Linked DNA regions of Homo sapiens: region 2 is linked to region 1. Evidence: read pairs that join two places in POLR2A ChIA-PET (ENCODE). Cell type or tissue: B cell. All regions are shown on one strand. Links, peaks and the distances in the headings refer to the core of each region. The heading gives the core; the rest is flanking DNA.

The links. Peaks named below come from ENCODE experiments on the same cell type or tissue, not always from the same donor. Only the 100,000 strongest peaks of a DNase experiment are listed, where the experiment ranks them.
Region 2: POLR2A ChIA-PET joins it to region 1 with 5 read pairs; 2 of 35 experiments call an interaction of 5 or more read pairs at or near these places.

Annotation. Positions count from the first base shown.
Region 1 is chr9:114,351,275-114,359,410 of GRCh38, forward strand. It overlaps AKNA (AT-hook transcription factor), which reads right to left. Exons shown (of 22, transcript NM_001317950.2): 12 at 6,647-6,893; 13 at 5,589-5,695; 14 at 4,651-4,862. Among named protein-coding and RNA genes, the nearest start is that of ORM2, 25 kb to the left of the region's middle. In B cell, for the core only: no CTCF peak of the experiment used is centred there; no DNase peak of the experiment used is centred there; H3K27ac peaks cover 2,066 bases.
Region 2 is chr9:114,629,434-114,637,021 of GRCh38, forward strand. It overlaps TMEM268 (transmembrane protein 268), which reads left to right. Exons shown (of 9, transcript NM_153045.4): 6 at 4,335-4,445; 7 at 7,557-7,588. Among named protein-coding and RNA genes, the nearest start is that of TMEM268, 22 kb to the left of the region's middle. In B cell, for the core only: no CTCF peak of the experiment used is centred there; no DNase peak of the experiment used is centred there.

The DNA of each region.
Region 1 (8,136 bases), core at 1,672-6,671:
CACCATCCGAGTCTTCAGGAACTTCCCCTGCAAAGAATTAATCACTTCTTCACTTGGGTTCCTCAAGACTTGATCACCTTCTCACCATGTTTTTGTGGGGCTGGCTTCAGAGCCTCCTCTGAAATTATAGTCACCTCTTTCCACGTATGCATGTTTCTGGGGAGAGCATTAATAACTTTTAACGAATCTCCCAAAGGGATGGGTGACCAAAGGTTAAAAACCACTAATCCGTCCCCTGCATTAAAAGCAATGAACTGGCCAGACATGGTGGCTCACGCCTGTAATCCCAGCACTCTGGGAGGCTGAGACGGGAGGATTGCTTGCGCCCAGAAGTTTGAGTCTAGCCTAGGTAATATAGAAAGACCCCATCTTTGCAAAAAAAAAAAAAAATTATATATATAAAAAAATTAGCTGGATGTGGAAGTATGCCCCTTTGGTCCCAGCTACTTGGGAGGCTGAAGCAGGAGGATCGCTTGGGCCAGGGAGGACAAGGCTGCAGTGAGCCATAATGGCGACACTGCACTGCAGCCTGGGTGACAGAGCAAGACCCTGTCTCAAAAACAATAAAGAAATAAATAAAAAATAAAAGCAATGAAACCCTTGGAATACTACTCAGCAATATATAAAGGAGCTAACTATTAATACACAGAATAATCTAGATAAATCTCCAGAGAATTATGCTGAGTGAAAAGCCAATCCCAAAAGGTTACATAGTATATGATTCTATTTATAGAACATTCTTGAAATGATAAAATTATAGAAATGGAGAACAGATTAGTGCTTACCAGGGGTTAAGGACAGGCTGGGGGCAGGAGGGAAGTGGGTGTGCCTATGAAAGGGTAGCATGAGGCTCCTTGTGGTGATGGAACGTTCTGTATCTTGACTGCATCAATGTCAACATCTGGCTGTGACATTGTACTACAGTTTTGCAAGATAGTCTCACTGGGGAAAACTGAGTAAAGGCACATGGGATCTCTGTGTATTATTTCTTATAACTGCATGTGAATCTACAATTATCTCCAAATAAAAAGTTTAATTAAAGGCCGGGCGTGGCGGCTCACACCTATAATCCCAGCACTTTGGGAGGCTGAGGCGGGCGGATCACTTGAGGTCAGGAGTTTGAGACTAGCCTGGCCAACATGGTGAAACCCATTTCTACTAAAAATACAAAAATTAGCTGGACGCAGTGGTGCATACCTGTAGTCCCAGCTACTCGCGAGGCTGAGGCTGGAGAATCACTTGAACCTGAGTGGTGGAGGTTGCAGTGAGCTGAGATCGTACCACTACATACCAGCCTGGGGGACAGAGTGAGACTCCATCTCAAAAAAAAAAAGTTTAATTAAAAACGTTTTTAAAATAATGAACCAGCTGGGCGTGGTGGCTCATGCCGGTAATCCCAGCACTTTGGGAGGCCGAGGCGGGCGGGTCACAAGGTCAGGAGTTCGAGACCAGCCTGACCAACATGGTGAAACCCCATATCCACTAAAAATACAAAAATTAGCCAGGCGTGGTGGCGCGTGCCTATAATCCCAGCTTCTCAGGAGGCTGAGGCAGGAGAATCTCTTGAACCCGGGAGGTGGATGTTGCAGTGAGCAGAGAGTGCACCATTGCACTCCAGCCTGGACAACAGAGCGAGACTCCATCTCAAAAAAAAAAAAAGATGAACCTTTTAGGCAAAGCTAATCTGAGGTGTCAGAAGTCAGAACAGTGGTTATGTTTGGGAAGCAGGTAGTGACTAAATGGGACTTCAGTGAGGTTCTGGGGTTCAGATCATACTGAGTTTCTTGGTGTCTGTTCACCTTGTAAAAACTCATCAATTTAAGTTCTTTTTGGTGGTTTTTAATTTCAATAAATAATTCATGTGTATTTCTAAAGGTCAAAAACTGAATCACATATAGATTTCATAGACATGGAAAGTGTTTATAGTACAATTTAGTGAAAAAAGGAGGTCGCCAAATATTCACATATAAAATGATCTTATTTTTTGTTTTTTTTTTTTATGTTTTTTGAGATGGAGTTTTGCTCTTTCGCCCAGGCTGAAGTGAAGTGGCGCAATCTCAGCTCACTGCAACCTCCGCCCCCGGGTTTAAGCCATTCTCCTGCCTCAGCCTCCTGAGTAGCTGGGATTTTAGGTGCCAGCCACCACGTCTGGCTAATTTTTGTATTTTTAGTGGAGATGGGGTTTTGCCATGTTGGCCAGGCTGGTCTTGAGCTTCTGACCTCAGGTGATCCACCCGCCTCAGCCTCCCAAAGTGTTAGGATTACAGGCGTGAGCCACCGTGCCCAGCCTCATTTCTGTTTTAAGTATAGTCACGCATCACTTAATATTGGGTATAAGCTCCCAGAAACACATTGTTATTCTGTTTCACCATGTCACAAACATCATAGATTACCCACACCTATTACATATGTGAGGTAGATGGAATAGCCCATTATTGTAGGCTACAAACCTCTACAACATTGCCTGCTGAATACTGTAGGTATCTGTAACACAATGGTAAGTATTTGTGTATCTAAACATAGAAAACAGACCATAAAAATATGGTATAAAAGATTTTAAAAATGGTACACCTGTAAAGGGTCCTTACCATGAATGGAGCTCGCAGGACTGGAAGTTGCTCTGGGTGAGTCAGTGAGTGAGTGGTGAGTGAATGTGAAGGCCTAGGACATTACTGTACACTGCTGTAGACTTTATAAACACCATACACTTAGGCTAAATTTACAACATTTATACAAAAGTTTTTTCTTCAATAATTAATCAAGTTTAACTTACAGTAACATTTTTACTTTATAAGCTTTTTAAATGGTTTTTAACCTTTTGACTCTTTTGTAATAACATTTAACTTAAAAATACATTGTAAAGTAAAAAATATTTTCTTTCTTGATATCCTTATAAGCTTTTTTCTATTTTTAACTTTTTTTTAAAAAACTTTAAAAACTTTTCTGTTAGAAACTAAGACAAACACACACACATCACAGACACACACACACATTAGCCTAGGCCTGTATAGGGTCAGGGTCATCAATATCCCTGTCTTCTACCTCCACATCTTGTTCTTCTGGGGCAATAATAGCACTGTCATCTGTGATAACAACACCTTCTTCTGGAATACCTCTCGAAGGACTACCTGAGGCTATTTAATAGTTAACATTTTTAGGCTGGGCGCGGTGGCTCACGCCTGTAATCCCAGCACTTTGGGAGGCTGAGGAGGGCGGATCACGAGGTCAGGAGATCGAGACCATCTTGGCTAACACGGTGAAACCCCGTCTCTACTAAAAATACAAAAAATTAGCCAGGCATGGTGGTGGGCGCCTGTAGTCCCAGCTACTTGGGAGGCTGAGGCAGGAGAATGGCGTGAACCTGGGAGGCAGAGCTTGCAGTGAGCCGAGATTGTGCCACTGCAGTCTGGCCTGGGTGAAAGAGCGAGACTCTGTCTCAAAAAAAAAAAAAAAAAATAGTTAACATTTTTAAAATAAGTAGAAGAAATACACTCTAAAATAATGATAAAAAGTATAGTAAATACATAAACCAGTAACAGAGTCATTAGTTATCAAGTATTAGGTACTGTACATAATCGTAGGTGCTATACGGTACTTTTTTTTTTTTTTTTTGAGACAGAGTCTTGCTCTGTCACCCAGGCTGGTGTGCAGTGGTGCGATCTTGGCTCACTGAAACCTCTGCCTCCGCCTCCTGGGTTCAAGCAATTCTCATGCCTCAGCCTCCTGAGTAGCTGGGATTACAGTCGTAAGCCACCACACCTGGCTAATTTTTGTATTTTTAATAGAGATGGGGTTTTGTCATGTTGGCCACAGGTGATCCTGGCCTTAAGTGATCCTCCCACCTTGGCCTCCCAAAGTGCTGAGATTACAGGCATGAGCCACCATGCCCGGCCTGTACTGTACTTTTTTTTTTTTTTTTGATACAGAGTCTTGCTCTGTCACCCAGGCTGGAGTGCAATGGCACGATTGCAGCTCACTGCAACTTCCACCTCCCGGGTTCAAGCAATTCTCCTGCCTCAGCCTCCCAAGTAGCTAGGATTACAGGCACCTGCCACCATGCCTGGCTAATTTTTTGTATTTTTAGTAGAGACGGGGTTTCACCACGTTGGCCAGGCTCGTCTCGAACTCCTGACCTCAGGTGATCCACCCGCCTCGGCCTCCCAAAGTGCTGGGATTACAGGCACGAGCCGCTGCACCCGGCTGGGACTGTACTTTCATGTGACCGGCAGCGCAGTAGGTTTGTTTCCACCAGCATCACCACAAACATGTGAGTGAAGTGTTGCTCTGCAATGACTGCAACATCGCAACCAAAGGAATTTTCAGCTCCATGAAAATCTTATGGGACCACCGCCGTGCACGCTGTCTGTCGTTGAACAAAACGTTGCTATGCAGTGCATGACAGTATGTGTAAACAAACACACATTTATATCGGCACAGAGAACAGCTCACAGGTTCTACACCAAAACGTCAGCACTGATGGTTTCCAGAGTATTTTTTTTTCTTTTGTTCCCTTTTGTCCACGTTATCTGTAATTTCAAATTTCAGTACAATGAACCTGGCTAATATGTCATATCCTAAAGGGTTCTGCAAGTTTTTCTATTTGATTTTTCAACCCATGCAGTTCTGTCCAAGTCAGACTCCTGCACTCACCCATCTCGGCTGCCAGTGTCCGCTCCAGGCTGAAGTTGGGTGCCCTCTGCCGGAGAGGCCCACTTGGGCTGGAGAGGTACCTCTGTGCTTGGCTCCGGGGTGTGCTGGGCTCTGTGGCTCTTCTGGGAATCAGAGAACCCCTGGCCTTGGGGTAGGAAGCTCCATCCCTGGGCACAGATGCAGCAAAGGGCTGGGCTAATGTTCCTGCTGTGCTGGGGGACCGTGGAGGAAGGGACACACAGGGGTCACACAGAGTGAGACACTCAGGCGGCAGCATCTGAGCCCCTCCACATGCTAACCCAATAAGCTCCCACCCTTTGTAACTTTGCATCTCGGGTGGTACAATATTTCCAAGGACACACACACATTAGATGCCCAATTCTTTGTAAACTGTTCACTGGCCAACCCAATATGCAAAATAATAAAGCTCAGTTTATGTGTAGAATACATAAAAGAGAAATAGGATTTCTAATCCTTCCTTTGCATGCACCCTTGGGTTGCCATGTGGGCCTCCTGAAGGGCCTGCACCCAGCTTTGGAGGCTCCATCCCTCCACTCTTCACCCCTGTCCCCTCCGCCTTCTCCCTTCCCTTTGGGTTCCATGTAGCCACCCTGAGTGCCCTTTGCCCTTGTCTTCTGTTCACCTCACAGTGCCCTCCCTGTAGTTTTTATTCATTCATCCATTCATTTGCTCAACAAAAATGAATTTCCCAGTCTGTCGCTAATTAGCTATGTGAGGCTGGACTAGTTACTCCCCTCTCTGAAGCTCTGTTTCCTCTGTCCATAACACAGGAACAAGAAATCACGGTTAGGGGATGAAATGAGGGCCTACGAATGGACAGACCATCCTCTCTTATTCTGGGCCATCACAGGCACTGTGATTCCCAGGCTGTCCCAGGAATGTGGCACTGACGGGACAATGGCGGGATCCCGGGATACCTGATGTGGGAGAGCCGGTGCTCTGGAGTCTGGGTGAGGGGTGAAACTCTGCTTGTTTCTGAGCCCACAAAGCCACTGTCTGTCTCTGGGGACGCCATCCAGGTCTCCTGAAAGAGGCAGTATCCCTTTATGTCTGAGGAATGTGTCCAAGGCACACTGGGAAGCCCTTCCCAAATCGTGGCCTGGCCTCACCTCCCAGAGGCTCACACCCCAGGGTTGCTGGCCCAGCTCCCAACAGCCAGGCCCAGGAGTGAGGGCTCTCAGGCTCTCAGGCCTCAGCACAAGAATCTGGCTACCAGCAGGGACTCTGCACCCCAGGAGGACCCTCAGCAAGTGCTGCCTCCCTGAGGGGTGGCAGCCAGAGCCCTTGGGAGAGACAAGGCCATGGACAAGGACTAGCAAGGGGAGAGGGAGAAAGCCTTATTTCCAGTGTCTCCTGGCTTAGGCCTGGAATACTATGGTCTTATCTGACAGTGGAAATGCTCAGGCCCAAGGCATTGGAAAAACGAGACCATCAAATATGTACAGGTCCTACCCGCTGGGTTTAACACACGGCACAGAGAACACAAACAGAGCAACACAGGTGCCTGCCCTCGCTGAGTTCATGTCTAGTGCAGAGAATCCTGACCATGGGCTCGTTAGGACTACAGAAGTGTGTGTGTGTGTGTGTGTGTTTGTGCATAAGTGCACATGCATGCATATATATGCATTATTCTATGACAGTCACATTTCCATAGTGGCCTGTGACTTTGCAGCAGTGATGTCTACTCTAAAGAGCATAGAACTAGTCTCTCCAGCTGTGATGGGCAGGCTCAGAGAAGTATAAGCAATGGGTTGCAAGCTCTCAGAGGAGGAACAAGAGCTCCGGAAGAGGGACAGGTTTGGGGGGTGACACTGAGCATAAGTCCTGCATGTCAGGTGGGATTGTGGCTGGCAGGGACAGGAGCAGCAAGTATTCCAAGAAGGAATAGCACAAGGAAAGACCCAGAAGCAGAAAGTTGAGAAGACCCAGGAATGACCCTGAGGTTCTGGGCCCATTCCCCCATGTGGAGACTTACCTCCAGGTGGGGCCCACCGCCTCGGTGCAAAGGCTTCTGTGGAAGGCGCTCAGAGATGCCGCTTCCCTCCAGGCTGGTCATACTACTTTGGTGGGATGCTGCGGACTTGGTGCCTGGAGGGTGGGGTGGCACGCCAGGGCCTGGAGGGGCTGCCTCAGCCTTGCCCAGGCCTGACATGTGCCCGTCTCTAGCCAGGGATGCCTGGAAACCTGGTGGCTTCATAGATACCATCTTCTCCGTGGCCTCCCTGGCATGGGAAGAGAAGACCATCCTTGAGTTCTGCCAGGCAGCCCTGACGCAGGGGTTGGCCTGTCCTGGGAGCCAAGCAGCCCAGGGCACAAGCTCTGGAGTCAGACATCCCTGGCTGCCCAGCCTGGTTCTGCCACCTTCTAGCTGTGTGACCTAGGGCAAGGCACTTCCCCTCTCTCAACCTCACTTTTCTCAACTATAAAATATGGATGCCAACAAAACCCACCCAACACCAAAGAGGAAATGTTAAAGCAGCATTTCCCAGACTTAAGGAGTTTGCATACCACCTTCCCTATTTCAGTCATTTCCATAAACTTCCATCTACTCCAAAGATTTTAGATCACTATTCAAAACAGAAGATCAGTGTGTCATGTGACAAACAGAAACTAACTTTGAGGATAAATATAAGAAACCTGAATATTATCATATACTAGATAGATCCACTTGCCTGCTAAATGCTCTAGGCCTTGTGTGCTCTCATACTGTCTCTCTCTCTCTTTTTCCACAGAAGTTCAAGAGAGGCATTAAAGACACCACAGCTCTCAGTAAACTATCACAAGGACAAAAAACCAAACACCGCATGTTCTTACTCATAGGTGGCAATTGAACAATGAAAACAAATGGACACAGGAAGGGGAACATCACACACCGGGGGCTGTTGTGGGGTGGGGGGAGGGATAGCATTAGGAGATATACCTAATGTTAAATGACGAGTTAATGGGTGCAGCACACCAACATGGCACATGTATACATATGTAACAAACCTGCACGTTGTGCACGTGTACCCTAAAACTTAAAGTACAAAAAAAGAAAAATAAAAAAGACACCACAGCACTAACTGAGACTTTCTCCTTGGCATCATTAGAAGGTCAGAGACAGAAAAAGAGAATGATATTCTTTTTTCTTTTTTTTTTTTTGAGACAGGGTCTCACACTATCACCCAGGCTGGAGTGCAGTGGCCCGATCTCAGCTCACTGCAACCTCCGCCTCCTGGGCTCAAGAGATTCACCTGCTTCAGCCTCCCAAATAGCTAGGGCTATAGGCGTGTACCACCATGCCTGGCTAATTTTTGTATTTCTTGTTGAGATGGGGCTTTGCCGTTTTGCTCAGGCTAGTCTTGAACTCCTGGACTCAAGTGATCCACCTGCCTTGGCCTCCCTCAATGCTGGGATTACAGGCATGAGCCACTGTGCCCAGCTGAGAATAATGTTCTTTAATACTGCATGTGTCCTACTGAAAAT
Region 2 (7,588 bases), core at 740-5,739, 280 kb after region 1:
TCTCTGGCTCTTTTGCCTCCCTCTTCTACTTTTAAGGACCCTTGTGATTACATTGGGCCAGCTGGATAATCTGAGATAATCTCCTAATTTTAAGGTCAGCTGATTAACAACATAAATTTCATCGGTGGCTTTAACTCCCCTTTGCTGTGTAACAACATTTGCACTGGTTTTGGCGAATAGGATTTAGACATCTTTGGGGACCATTTCTCTGCTACCACACCTATGTTGTCTTTCCACCTACTTGGGAAGCTCTTGTTCCTCCATCCCCCGATCCCTGGCACAGTGCTGGACTCTGATCTTGCCTGACTCAGAAAGAGGGGGCAGGATGTTGGGAAATGTAAATCAGCATTTGGGGTGTGAATTCCACTTAGTGCGTGTGTTCACGAGACAAACGGGAACTATATGGTGTACTCATTCTGTAAGGATCTTTGTTGGGCTTTGCCACAAGACTGACAAAATAATGCTGCCCTTGGGGTCTGTTGAAGCTTTCATGGCCCTTGTGTTTGGCCTATAAAACAAATCGAGCTGGCTACTCCTGCAGCAAGAACTTTGTCTTGGGGAGGGGAAGAAGCAAAGTGTTTTGTTTTAGTTAGCAGGAGCAAGCAAAAAAGATTGGCACCTGACAGGTGCTTCGAGGATGTGGATGTAATTCACATGGTGGAGGGAATGCCTGCTTTGGCTCTCTGCCTCTGTCTCTTCTTTCCTCCTTTTATTCAGCTGGTATTTATGAAGCCCTTGATAGTACCAGGACATACCTTGTCAGGGCCGCACAGCCAGGAAACAGCAGAGCTGGGCTCTGGCCCAGGACTGACACTATTGAATTTACTGTTCCAACAATATATATCTATCCATCCATCCATCCATCCATCCATCCATCCATCCAAGACAGGTCTTACTCTGTGCCAGGCACAGATCCCAGAAAATGCGCAAGGCTTGTGTGCAGCATGGAGGTCTCAGGTGCATCCTGGCAATGCCATCATCACTGTCTGCTCATTTAGGAGACTCCTTATTTTCTTCCTAATAATGTCCATCATTTCATGAGCACCTATTGTATGCTGTATGCTTGGGGCTTCACGTCTATGCCCAACAACAACCTTATAAGGAGGCAGGATACCGCCGCCATTTGCTAGCTCTGCAACTTGGGGTGAGTTACTTAATCTATCAGGGCCTCAGTTTCCTCATCTAAAACATGAGATAATAATTGTAGCTCCCTCATAGGGTTATTGTGAGAATTAAATGACTTAGACACACAAAGTGTTTATAATAGTACCTGGTGTAAAGTAAATGCTTTGTAAGTATTAACTGTTATTAACTCTGTTTGCCAGTGAGGAAACGGAAGTTCAGAGAGGTTAAGTAACCAGTCCATGGCCACACAGCCCTTCTCAGGTCTTCTTTTGGGTCTCAGCTCCAGGACCTCCTCCTCCCTGGATCCCTTGTCACTCAGGACTATGCAGATCCCCTCTTCCTGACCATTGTCACTCTTACTGTTAGCATCCTCTCTGTTGTTACTTGATGTCTTTGAGAGCATCAATGTCTGGCATAACTGTCTTGTTTTCCCTTTGGCTCACTGTTAGCCTTTCTCAGGATTGGAAGATTTGGGCCGGGCATGGTGGCTCACACTTATAATCCCAGTACTTTGGGAGGCTCAGGTGGGAGGATCACTTGGGCCCAGGAGTTTGAGACCAGGCTAGGCAACATTGTGAGACTCTGTCTCTACAAAAAATAAAATCAGCGGGGTGTGGTGGCACATGCCCATAGTCCTGGGAGGCTGAGGTGGGAGGATTGCTTGAGCCTAGGAGTTCAAGGCTGCAGTGAGCTCTGATGGCAACATTATACTCCAGCCTGCCTCAAAAAAAAAAAAAAAAAAAAAAAAGATTGGCTGGTTTGTAAAGGCAGGCAAGTCCTGGCACATTGCTAGGACACATGAGAAGTTCCAAGTTCCTACAAATATTTGCGGCTAATATGGCACAGTGAAAACACAATGATTTAAGTTCACTGTCATCCTCACTGTGATATTATCAGCTGACATGTGTTAAGTGTTCAATTCTTTCAATTATTCTACATGGATTAACTCATTTCATCCTTATTATACTCCTCTGAGGTAGGGGCATTATTATCTCCATTTGGGGGTAAGGAGATGGAGGCACAGAGATGTTTAGTAATTTGCCCAAGGTTATATGGGCAGTGAGAGGTACGTTAGGAATTGAACTATTGGTGATACAGATTTCTAGAAGGAAGAAATCCACATCAAATCCAAATCCACATCCAAATCTTCTTACTACAGATCTAGGCAAAACAAAATATAATTATTCCTCAATTTTCATAGTAGAGGCATTCCTGGAAAATTCAGTGTACATTAAACTCATGCAAACAATCACGTTAAGTGGCTGGGCGTGATGGCTCATGTCTGTAATCCCAGCACTTTGGGAGGCTGAGGTGGGAGAATTGCTTGAACCTAGGAGTTTGAGACCAGCCTGGGCAACATAGTGAGACTCGATCTCTACAAAAAATTTAAAAGTTAGCTGAGTGTGGTGGCATGCATGTGTGGTCCCAGCTGCTTGGGAGGCTGAGGTAGGAAGATCTGAGCTCAGGAGGTCAAGCCTGCAGTGAGCTGTGATCGTACCACTGCATTCCAACCTGGGTGACAGAGCGAGACTAGGTCTCCAAAAAAAAAAAAAAAAAAATCACTTTAGGTATAAATGTAAACTGGAGTTAGGTTGGCTGACCAGAGAATTCTAAGTAGATTTTTTTTTATCTGCATGTATGCTCAGTGGGACATTTGGAATCCAGGCAGCCCAGGGGACAGTCTTGAACATGCAGAATGGTTTCTAATAGGACATGTCTTTCAGTGGAAGGCATGGGTTCAGAACCCCTGGCCCTCATCCACTAAGTGCCAGCACTGTCCATCCCATCCCTGTGACAACCAAAGGGTCCTCCTTGCATTTCCAAAATCTCCCTTACAGGGTGCTGCCCCTTTTGAGAACTATTATTCTTGATCAGGCTGCTCTCTTCTAACTGAGTCTGAAAGTCCTCTTGTGCTTACTTCCCCAAACCAGCATTTGGGGTCCTCTTGTCCCTCCTCTTCTCCCCCACCTGTTTAGCATCCACTCTCCCAGCTGAATGCGTGGCGTCCATTGGTTTGGGTAGGAGAGCAGGAGGCTGATTCCCAGAGCCCCACCTGAGGGCCAGGCGCTGTGTTAGGTACTTTAAAGTAGGTGCTTTCTAGATGGAGTGAGTGCTTCACTTACACAACAGATTTGATGTGTCAGCTCAAACAGATCAAACCCATTTGATCTCCCATCTTCCGCAAATATCTTATGAACCTTGACAGAGTCCCAGGCCCTGGGTTAAGTACTTTACACACAATCTCAGTGAAATCTCACTCCATTCCTAGGAGGCAGACACATTCTTTTATTCTACAACTGAAGAAAATAAGGTTCAGGGAAGGGACATACCTTGTCCAGGGCCATATAGCTAGGAAGCAGCAGAGCTGGGCTTTATCCCAGGGCTGTCTGACACTATTGAATTTACTGTTCCAACTATCCCCCATCTCATTTTATTTTTCTTCCCTTATTTTTAAGAGATAGAGTCTCACTCTGTCACCTAGGCTGGAGTGCAGTGGCACAATCATAGCTTACTATAACCTCACACTCCTGGGCTCAAGTGATCCTCTCGCCTCACCCTCCCAAGTAGTTGGGACTACAGGTGGATGCTAACATGCCTAGTTAATTTTTTTTTTTTTTTTTGAGACAGAGTCTCACTCTGTTGCCCAGGCTGGAGTGCAGTGGCGTGATCTCTGTGCACTGCAACCTCTGCCTCCTGGGTTCAAGCAATTCTCCTGTCTCAGCCTCCCGAGTAGCTGGGACTACAGGTGTGTGTCACCACGCCCAGCTAATTTTTGTATTATTAGTAGAGAAGGGGTTTCACCATGTTGGCCAGGCTGGTCTCGAACTCCTGACCTTGTGATCCACCTGCCTCGGCCTCCCAAAGTGCTGGGATTACAGGCGTGAACCACCGCGCCTGGCCCCACGTAGTTAATTTTTAAACAATTTTTTATAGAGACGGCATCTCGCTACATTGTCCAGGCTGGCCTCAAACCCCTGGCTTCAAGAAATTCTCCTGCCTTAGTCTCTCAAAACACTGGGATTACAGGCATGAGTCACTGTGACTGCCTCCACCCCCGACCATTTAATAGGGGAGGAAATGGGACAGTCCTGAGGGTGGGGATTGTCCCTTGGCATCTGGGGGTGGGATGGTGTGTTTCTACTGCCCAGAGCCTGGGAGCTCCCCAGTAGCATGGAGGTCTGGTGATGGGCCTGGCGTTTGTCTTACAGGCCAACACCAACACGGACCTGAGGCTGGCAGCTGCCAATGGAGCCCTCCTGAGACACCGGGTGCTGCTGGGGGTGACAGACACAGTGGAAGGATGCCAGAGTGTGATTCAGGTGCTGTGTCTCATAGTTACCTCTTCCTGATGGCCCAGTTTTATGTTGGGCTAATGGAGAGCAGTGGCCTCATGTTCTCCCAGCCTACACAGTGTTTGCAGTAGTCTGCTAATGAGATGGCTGTTGGCAGCCCTTTCCTTCCTCCCTGCCCTGGTGTTTCTTCCTCAAGACACCTTCTCTGTGCAGTAACCAGTGGCCTGGAACCTCCACGTGGCAGGGCTGGAAGGGAAGCACAGATAATGTCCACACCTTGCTGCTCACCTGGCATTTATTCAGCAGACGGAGCCTCCTCTGTGCTGTGCCCTCGGTTGGACACTGGCGACATTGAGGGGCCCATGCAAGGTCCCTGTCCTGGCAGAGGATGACAGGCATACAGTGAGACAGTCAACAGTAGCCTCTCTGGCCTTATAGCAAACGGACAGCCCCCAACAAGGCTGAGAGGCAAGGTACACAGGGTCCCTTTGAAGGGCTGCATGGAGCTCACCATGGCTGGGGCTATACCAGAGTGACACAGCGGGGAGAGATGAGGCCGGAGAGGCAGGTCAGATGCTGAAGGCCTTGTTTGCCTGGCTTGGTCATTCTCTTTGCCCCGAAGGTTGGGGGGAGATCTGAAAGTGACTAGTATGGCGTGGCAGGGTGGGTCAGAACACAGTTAGGCCAGATCTCCTGATCCTGGCTGAACTCTCCTGTTCCTCCATCCATGCCTGATCTGCCCAGTGGAATTGCAAAACCTCCTTGGCACCACATCTGCATTCTCACCAGTCATGGCCCCTTGCCTGGTGGGAGCCCAGAGGTAGGTGTGCACGGGGGACCTGGGAAGAGGCTCCTCATGCACCTGCCTCAGTTCCTCCACGAATGTTTATTGAGAGCCTATTGTGTACCAGGCACTGTCCCAGGGATTGAGGCTGCAGCAGAGAACACATGCAGGTCCCTATGTTTGTGGAGCCTATCACACCCAAGATGGTGTAGGTATAAGATGATCTTGCCTATCATTGGAGTGAAGCAGATGACATCACAAGATTCTCGGCAGTTCAAGTGTGACATTGTAGACTGGGAGCTCCTGGAATGTGGGGGTCCTTTTTAGCCTCGTTTATCTTTGAATCTCCTTTATCCGTTGGCACGTAGGAGTGGCTTGACATGTGTTAGATGAATGCACGGATGGATAGATGACTAAAGAATGGGCTGGGCGTGGTGGCTCACATCTGTAATCCCAGCACTTTGGGAGGCTGAGGCGGATGGATTGCCTGAGCTCAGGAGTTCGAAACCAGCCTGGGCAACGTGGTGAAACCCCGTCTCTACTAAAAATATAAAAAAATTAGCAGGGCGTGGCAGTGTGCGCCTGTAGTCCCAGCTACTTGGGAGGCTGAGGCAGGAGAATCACTTGAACCCGGGAGGCAGAGGTTGCAGTGAGCTGAGATTGTGCCATTGCACTCCACACTCCAGCCTGGGCAACAGAGCGAGACTCCATCTCAAAAAAAAAAAATAAAAACAAAACAAAACAAAAAAGAGACACATCAGGTGGGCTCAGTGGCTCACCCCTATAATCCTAGCACTTTGGGAGGCTGAGGCAGGTGGATTGCTTGAATCTAAGAGTTCAACACCAGCAGCCTGGGCAACATGGCAAACTCTGTTTCTACAAAGAGTACAAAAACTAGCTGGGCATGGTGTCGCATGCCTGTAGTCCCAGCTACTTGGAAGGCTGAGGTGGGAGGATCACCTGAGCGCGGGATGTCAAGGCTGCAGTGAGCTGTGATCGCGCCACTGCGCTCCAGCCTGGGTGCCAGAGTGAGACCCTGTCTCAAAAAAAAAAGAATGGACACATCTTTTTAGACAACTTGAGTCTTTCAGTTTCTAAATAGTATCTTGGGATGAGGTGATACACTATCTGGCATGTCCTTCAGATTCACTGGGGGGTGCAGTGGAGGTTGGGGTGTTGGGGACGGGTACCGAGTGAGGATGGAGATGAACCAAGAGTGGCCATGAGGTGACCTAACAGTTGCAGCGGGAGGATGGGTTGCTGTCATCTACTTCTGAATATGCTAGGAAATTTTCATAGTAAAAAGCTTTAAAGGAACCATTTGAGAAATCCTCCCTTGTGGGTATGACATTGGGAGACTAGTTGGCAAGAAGGCTGTGACTTTGGGTCTCATGGGTCAGTCAGTGGGAGGAAGGAGGTCTGGGAACCAGAGGAGGTGGCCAGTGGATGGGAGTTTGGGGCAAGGGCCACCAGTTTCTCCAAGAACTTCAATTAGGATGTGTGGCAGCTGTGGTCTTGACAGGTTGTCGTAATGTGAATGTGGAAGATTTCAGCCTGGTTAAATTTAGCTTGGCCGGCCCCTGGGGTGGAAGGGGAGGCACAGGTGGGGTACGGACTTCTCACCCTGCTTCTGTCCCCACAGGCAACCAGGTTGATTACCTCAGACCTGGTTGTGGGCCACAGGTGTCAGCTCTGAAGGGTTTCACTCATTTGCATGTTCACGCCCCGCCCATTGAGGATGAAGGTAGCCTCAGGTGGACAGGTGATGTCCAGGAGGGTTCGGAGTCTGTCTGGGATGCTCAGCAGCTTGTGGGAAATGGGGCCGCAGCCATTTTGAACAGGGTTTAACTTTTTCTTTTCTTTTCTTTTCTTTCTTTTCTTTTCAGACAGAGTCTTTCTCTGTCACCCAGGCTGGAGTGCAGTGGTGTGATCTTGGCTTACTGCAACCTTCACCTCCCAGGTTCAAGTGATTCTTGTGCCTCAGGCTCCTGAGTAGCTGGGATTACAGGTGTCCACCACCACACCCAGCTAATTTTTTGTATTTTTTGTAGAGATGGGTTTCACCATGTTGGCCAGGCTGGTCTTGAACTCCTGGCCTCAAGTGATCTGCCTGCCTCGGCCTCCCACAGTGCTGGGATTACAGGTGTGAGCCACTGCATCTGGCCTAGGGTTTGACCTTTTCTAAACGTGCACACAAAGCCATTTTTCTACCAACCATACAAATGAGACATTGTCATGGTGCCAAATGGCACCTTCCTGCCAGACAGCAGGCTAAATAGGACTGTCTCAGGGAGGAAGAGTTCAGGGTTGGGCTGCCCTTGAGCCACGGTGGTCACTGCTGCTTCTCCCCACAGCTTTGGTTTGTCTACTTCGACCTGGAGAACTG